Regions from separate parts of the Homo sapiens genome. Here region 1 is linked to region 2. A link is an interaction called in ENCODE POLR2A ChIA-PET data of the cell type or tissue named here. Cell type or tissue: K562. All regions are shown on one strand. Each heading gives the region's core, and the rest is flanking DNA. Links, peaks and the distances in the headings are about the cores only. Region 1 overlaps ARRB1 (arrestin beta 1). Region 2 overlaps GDPD5 (glycerophosphodiester phosphodiesterase domain containing 5).

The links. Peaks named below come from ENCODE experiments on the same cell type or tissue, not always from the same donor. Only the 100,000 strongest peaks of a DNase experiment are listed, where the experiment ranks them.
Region 1: POLR2A ChIA-PET joins it to region 2 with 6 read pairs; 7 of 35 experiments call an interaction of 5 or more read pairs at or near these places.

The regions. Positions count from the first base shown.
Region 1 is chr11:75,266,365-75,269,267 of GRCh38, reverse strand. It overlaps ARRB1 (arrestin beta 1), which reads left to right. Exons shown (of 16, transcript NM_004041.5): 14 at 309-379; 15 at 1,565-1,616. Among named protein-coding and RNA genes, the nearest start is that of TPBGL, 27 kb to the right of the region's middle. RefSeq lists an enhancer at 2,584-2,903. In K562, for the core only: no CTCF peak of the experiment used is centred there; a DNase peak (open chromatin) is centred at 1,637.
Region 2 is chr11:75,435,928-75,438,784 of GRCh38, reverse strand. It overlaps GDPD5 (glycerophosphodiester phosphodiesterase domain containing 5), which reads left to right. Exons shown (of 17, transcript NM_030792.8): 16 at 1,737-1,849. Among named protein-coding and RNA genes, the nearest start is that of KLHL35, 4.2 kb to the right of the region's middle. In K562, for the core only: no CTCF peak of the experiment used is centred there; no DNase peak of the experiment used is centred there.

The sequences.
Region 1 (2,903 bases), core at 172-2,671, 170 kb after region 2:
CACGGTGCATGCTGCCCCGGGCAATCCTTTCCCACCCCTGGGCCTCTTCCCAGCCCGTGGGAACCCAGAGAGCCTTCTCAGGAAAGAGGAGGCTTCCATTTCTTTTTGGGACCAGAGGAAGTCTCCTCGTCCAGCTCCCAGGCAGACCGAGGCTCCGAGTGGCAGAACTGGGGCTGGAGGGCATCTTTTGGATCTACCTCCTCTGACGGCAAAACCCTCTGCAGTCCTCGGACTGACAGGGCATCGACATCAAGTCTCACAGCCTGTGAGTCCGCTCAAGGCTCACTGGGTCTGGGTCTCTGTTTCAGCGACGTGGCCGTGGAACTGCCCTTCACCCTAATGCACCCCAAGCCCAAAGAGGAACCCCCGCATCGGGAAGGTGAGCAGAATCTGTAGGTCTCTGGGGTAGGGGTTCTCTAGCAGCTGCCACGTGACCCTGTAACCCACCCCGCCCCGGGTTCGCCCTCAGCCCAGTCACCCTTTTCTCGGGTCCCCAGATCTTTTGTGGGGTCCAGAACTCGATTTGCTTCTGACCCCACCAGGAGACAGTGAGGCGTGGCTCCTGTTCCCCATGGGAGAGGGAGGCCAGGAGTGGAGAAGGGAACTCATTGGCCATGCTTTGAGCCTCTATCTTGCACCCAGGCATGGGCTGGATCCCGTTTGGAAGTAGGGGAAGGGGCTGCTTGGATAAGATGACCGTTGGACACGCTATTGTCATGTTTTTCTTCTTCTTTTTTTTTTTTTTTTTTTTTTTTTTGGTTTTGAGACACAGTCTCACTCTGTTGCCCAGGCTGGAGTGCAGTGACGTGATCTTAGCTCACTGCAACCTCCGCCTCCCAGGCTCAAGAGATTCTCCTGCCTCAGCCTCCCGAGTAGCTGAGATTACAGGCGGCTGCCGCCACACCTGGCTGATTTTTGTATTTTTAGTAGAGACGGGGTTTCACCATGTTGGCCAGGCTGGTCTCAAACTCCTGACCTCAGGTGATCTTCCCGCCTCAACCTCCCAAAGTGCTGGGATTACAGGCATGAGCTACCATGCCTGGCCTGGCCTGTTTTTCAAGTGATAGCAGATTGGTCATATTTCATTGAATCTGAGACTTTCAGTGGAGAGAGACAACATAATAGTAGGTACAATTAGGAAAAAACTTCCATGGTTAAACTGTGCAGTGCCATCGACGGTAAGACACACTCCAAATTTGGAGATGTTAAAATGTGAAGGAAAATATAAAAAAGATTGTCTTAGAATTGGTGAATGGCATGCATGCAAGGAATTAATGTAATTCATGTTGGAGACCTGTCAAAAGAAACAGAAGTTTAGAGGATTTTCTGTTCTTCTGGGGCTGCAGTGGGGATCCGGGGCCCTCCTGGTGCCATCCTCCCTGCCTTTCAGATGATTTGGGGTGTTTCAGTACCAGGAATGAGTCCTCCCCCATCTCCATTCCCCTTTATCCTTTGCCCTTCTCATGTTAGTCTGGTTGTCCCAGGGTGGGGGCCTGTGCTTACTCGCCCCGTGCTCATCCACTCACTAATCCCTGGACACCCTGCCCACCCACCCTGTGTTTAGTTCCAGAGAACGAGACGCCAGTAGATACCAATCTCATAGAACTTGACACAAAGTAAGCTGAACCCTGCCTGCAGACATCCGGGGGTGGGCCGCGGGTGGGCGGGGTGGAGGGGGTCATTTGCATATATGCTTATTAACTCCTGAGGAGCCGCTGGTCTAACCCCGTCTGCTGAGAGCCACCTCTGCTCGCCTCTTCAGCAACCCGCTTGCCTGCATGTGACTTGAAGGACCCTCCGTGCCTGTTCCTCTTCCTCCTGCCTTGGTGGGGTCTGTCTTCCTCCCTCGTCCTTGCACGTCCGTCCGTCAGTCCGTTCGTCCATCCACAGCGCCTGCTCGGCTCACACAGGGCTGGTCCATGGCCCTGGGCTCGGCTCTCCTGTCCTGCCCACGCCAACCAGTGGAATCAGGCTGTGGGGTGGGCAGGGGACTGGGGATCTTGTTGCTTCTGACTCCTGAGGACCAACCGATGTGGATTTCCCTGCAGTCAAAGGCCATCGAGTCACCGGACAGTGGCCAGAGGGGGAGGACCTGGGCCGACTGCGCGGACCGCCTCCAGGTCCAAGTGGCTTTCTTGCTCCAGCTCCAAAGCCAATCTTCCCTTGTCCCCCAGGAGAAATCTGGGGTGTGGGGGTCTCAGGTCACCCCATGAGGATGCCCCATGCACTGGCTGAACCCTGTTGGGCAGGGGACCCAGGTGGACACCTGCATGGTCCTAAATGGACATGTTTCATGGTAGAAGGGAACTCGCTGTTCTTAAAGGCAGTCTAGTCCTGAAACCCCACTCAAGCCTCCCCTTTCCTCACGAACAGGTCCTCTGCCCCCCTATTTAGATTCACATCCTCCTACCCCAGCCTTCTTCTGTCTGGGATCCCCCAAGGTAGAATCTGAGCTGACACTTCTGGGAGAAAGGTTCTTCATGGTCTTCTCTTTCATTAAGCCAAACTACTCCTTGCTGTCCAGAAACGGGAATGCTTCCTAAGGGTAGTTTTCTGGGTGGTGGGGTGGGGTTTGCCGGGCCTATTCTTGGGGGATTCAGAACATGCTGTGAAACTACTGGTGGCCTGGCCTCTCACAGTGGGAATAAGTCCTTCCTCTGGCTACAGAGCCACACTGCTCCCCCCACCTCCTAAAGAACCAGGTTACTTTTCTAGCCCTCAGGCACAAGAGTCAAATTCATGCCCCTCTCTGCCCCTTTCATGACTGGCCCGAGTCCTGATGTGACTGTCCCCACTGCCACAGGTGGCATCCACATGTGCCAGCCAGACAGGCCTTTCTGCTCATGGTCAGCCCCAGAGGCCAGAGACCTCAGAGAGGGTGGTTCTCCCCGGCCCCAGAGCCA
Region 2 (2,857 bases), core at 358-2,857:
TTCCCCTCAGAGGACCCCACAGTGGCTGAGCTTCCTGTTCTGGATATGCCTGGCCGAGAGACCCTGGCCTGACACTGTCCTTCTGGGTTTCAACATGAATTTCCAGGATGGGACCTAGAGCTTAGGGACCCACGTCTCCCTCCGTCTAGTGCCTTAGCCCCTCCTGGGTCAGGCAGCTTCACCAATCAGCTTCTAGGAGGAGATGCTGTCCCTGGCTATGGGACATTCCTTGAGTCATTCCTGTGTCCGCCCAGTTGACCAACATCCACATACACTGGTTGCTGATGCTGTCTGCAGCAGGAGTTGGGCCTTCTCACATGGAGCCCCAGGGTGCTGGGGAGGCCACCCCATGGTGATTCAGTGGCTGGCACAGACACGCTGGGTCTGCTCAGACACAGCCAGGGCAGTGTCATTGTCTCCTGGGGATCAGGAGAGGCCTGGTGGAGGAAGGTACCCTGGGGGACAAGGCCGGGGGAGGATACTCTTTCCCTGTGGGCCTTATTCTTCCATTCATTCACTCAACAAGTACAGGTCAGGCTCCCGGGACACGGCAGGCACTGATGGTACTGGGGCACAGCGATGAACAGAGAGAGATTTGCTCACTGCCCTCAATGATTCATAGGGCAGCCAGCCTCGCCAGGGTGTCCGTGCCACCCCCCGCCTCCTGCTTTCCCCTTGTCTGCCTGCTCTGTTCATCCATCCATCCGCCTGTCCATCTGTCTGTCCACTTCTGCTGCGCTGACCCCATCTAGTAACTCACAGTTGGTTTCTTGTGGAGTCTTGGCTCTCTCCATCCCCCAAGCAGGGTTCAGTCCCTGAGGCAGTTGGGTTCTTGTTCCCAAGTTGATCACCCCCTCCTCCTGGTGGGGACAGGGGTGAGAGTCCAGTGATCCTTCTGCCTAGATCCCAGGAAAGGTCTAAGTTCAGAGGCCAGGGACTGGGGCTAGTTCAGAGGAATGACAATAGTGAAGACAGTGGCCTGGGCTGGGCACAGAAACCTGAGTCCTTTCCACTTAGTGCCTGGTCCCTTCATGCCCTGTGCATGCTCCACCTCCCAGCCCACTCTTGAGTAATTTTACCCCCACCTTGCACCTGTCTCAGCCATCAGAGGGATTCATGCTCTGACCTCCCTCCGCATTAGGACTGCCAGGACAGAGCAGCAGTTGGCCCCACTCCAAGTCACTCTAACCCCCTTGCCTTGGGAACCTGTGCAGACCAGCTCTGGGCAAAGCCCCCTACCACCTGGCCCCACCCCCCTGCTTTCCTTCCCTCCCTCTCAAGGGGTCTCCCCAATGGCTTCACTTAGTCTGGTCATGATGGTGGAGCTATAAGAGACATCAGCTGGGACTCCCTGAGATTGGTGTGTGCCCCAGCTTAGGTCAACAGAGTCGTGCCTACTAAGCTCCTCCTGCTCCCAAATCTGTCCCATTCAAAGAGAGCCAGGTGCATTACTGGGGACACCTGAGACAGAACTAACCAACCCTAGTCCTGGGCCAGGGCTGCTGACTGGCGGCTCTGGAGGTAAGAGGGAGGCCAGGGAGCCCTGGCCGAGAGTCAGTAGGCTCTGATTCAAGCCCCAACTCTGCCCTCTCTGGGCCTATTTCCCCATTGTACAGTGGGACAAGAGTCCTGCTGGTCTCTTGGGCCACATCCAGAGAGGCTCTGGAAGTAGGCAGGGTCTCTGCTCCAAGGGAGGGCTGAGGAGAGACCTGATGCCCACGGGGCCATCTCTGCAGGTGGCGCCTGGGTGGCATACGGAGCTACAACCCTGAGCAGATCATGCTGAGTGCTGCGGTGCGCCGGACCAGCCGGGACGTCAGCATCATGAAGGAGAAGCTTATTTTCTCAGGTACACAGCCCTGCAGACAGGTGGAGGCAGGCCCTGGGCCCAGCTTTCTGCACCCCCACATGCAAACAGATGTGTATGCACACACATTCACATGTGGCACATATGGGTAGGGACAAGGGCACAGACGTACATAAACCCACCGGGATTATACCCACAGACATACAAAGGCATAAGTACACGTGTGAAAACACACACCCCCACACACACAGTCATCCACCCTGTCATCCACCATGGCTTGGTGTCAGTGCCATGGTTGGTGGGCAGGGGTGGGGTAGGGAGAGGAGTCTGTTTTGAAGGCCCATCCCCCTTTGCCTGGTTCGTACTTGGATCCTACAATGTTGGCCTCACCCTTGCTCTTTGCCAGTCCCTGTCAACATTCCCAGTCTGATGGAAGCAGCAGCTACGTATATAAACAGTGGCAGGGAAAGTCGAGTTCCTGCGATGGGAGTGCCGGGCGGGGGGCGGGAGGACGTGGTCAGAGCTGCCTGGGCAGTGAGGAAGGCTTTGGGCGCCTGATACACTGAGATGGGGAGGATGCAGAGGAGGTGCTTTGGTAATGGCTTCAAGATGAGGGCCGAGTGAGCTGAGGGAAGGAAGGGCATTCCAGGTGGGCACGGCATGTGTGCAGAGGTGGCAAGGGAGCACCGCTTGCCTGGGCACCAAGAATGAAGTGTCCCTCTATATGGCCGAACTCCACTCAGCAGAGCTTTCTTGAGCCTCTGCTCTGTGTCCAGCACTCTACCAGGCCCTGGGGACATAGATGCCCAGAACCCACCCTGGTCCTTGAGGTATTTTGGGGGCCCAGGCAGCAACCATACAGAATATGGCCAGGGCAGAAGGAAGCAGGGTCTGGAGTTGCCATGAGGAGGCCCTAACTCGGCCCAGGGCTCCGATGAGGTTCCCAGGAGGCTGAGTGACAGATGAGAAGACTTGAGCCAGACTGTAGGAAAAGGAGGTGTTGTTGGGGCAGTCACTCCTAAGAGAGGGGCTGACACATGCAAAGGCCCT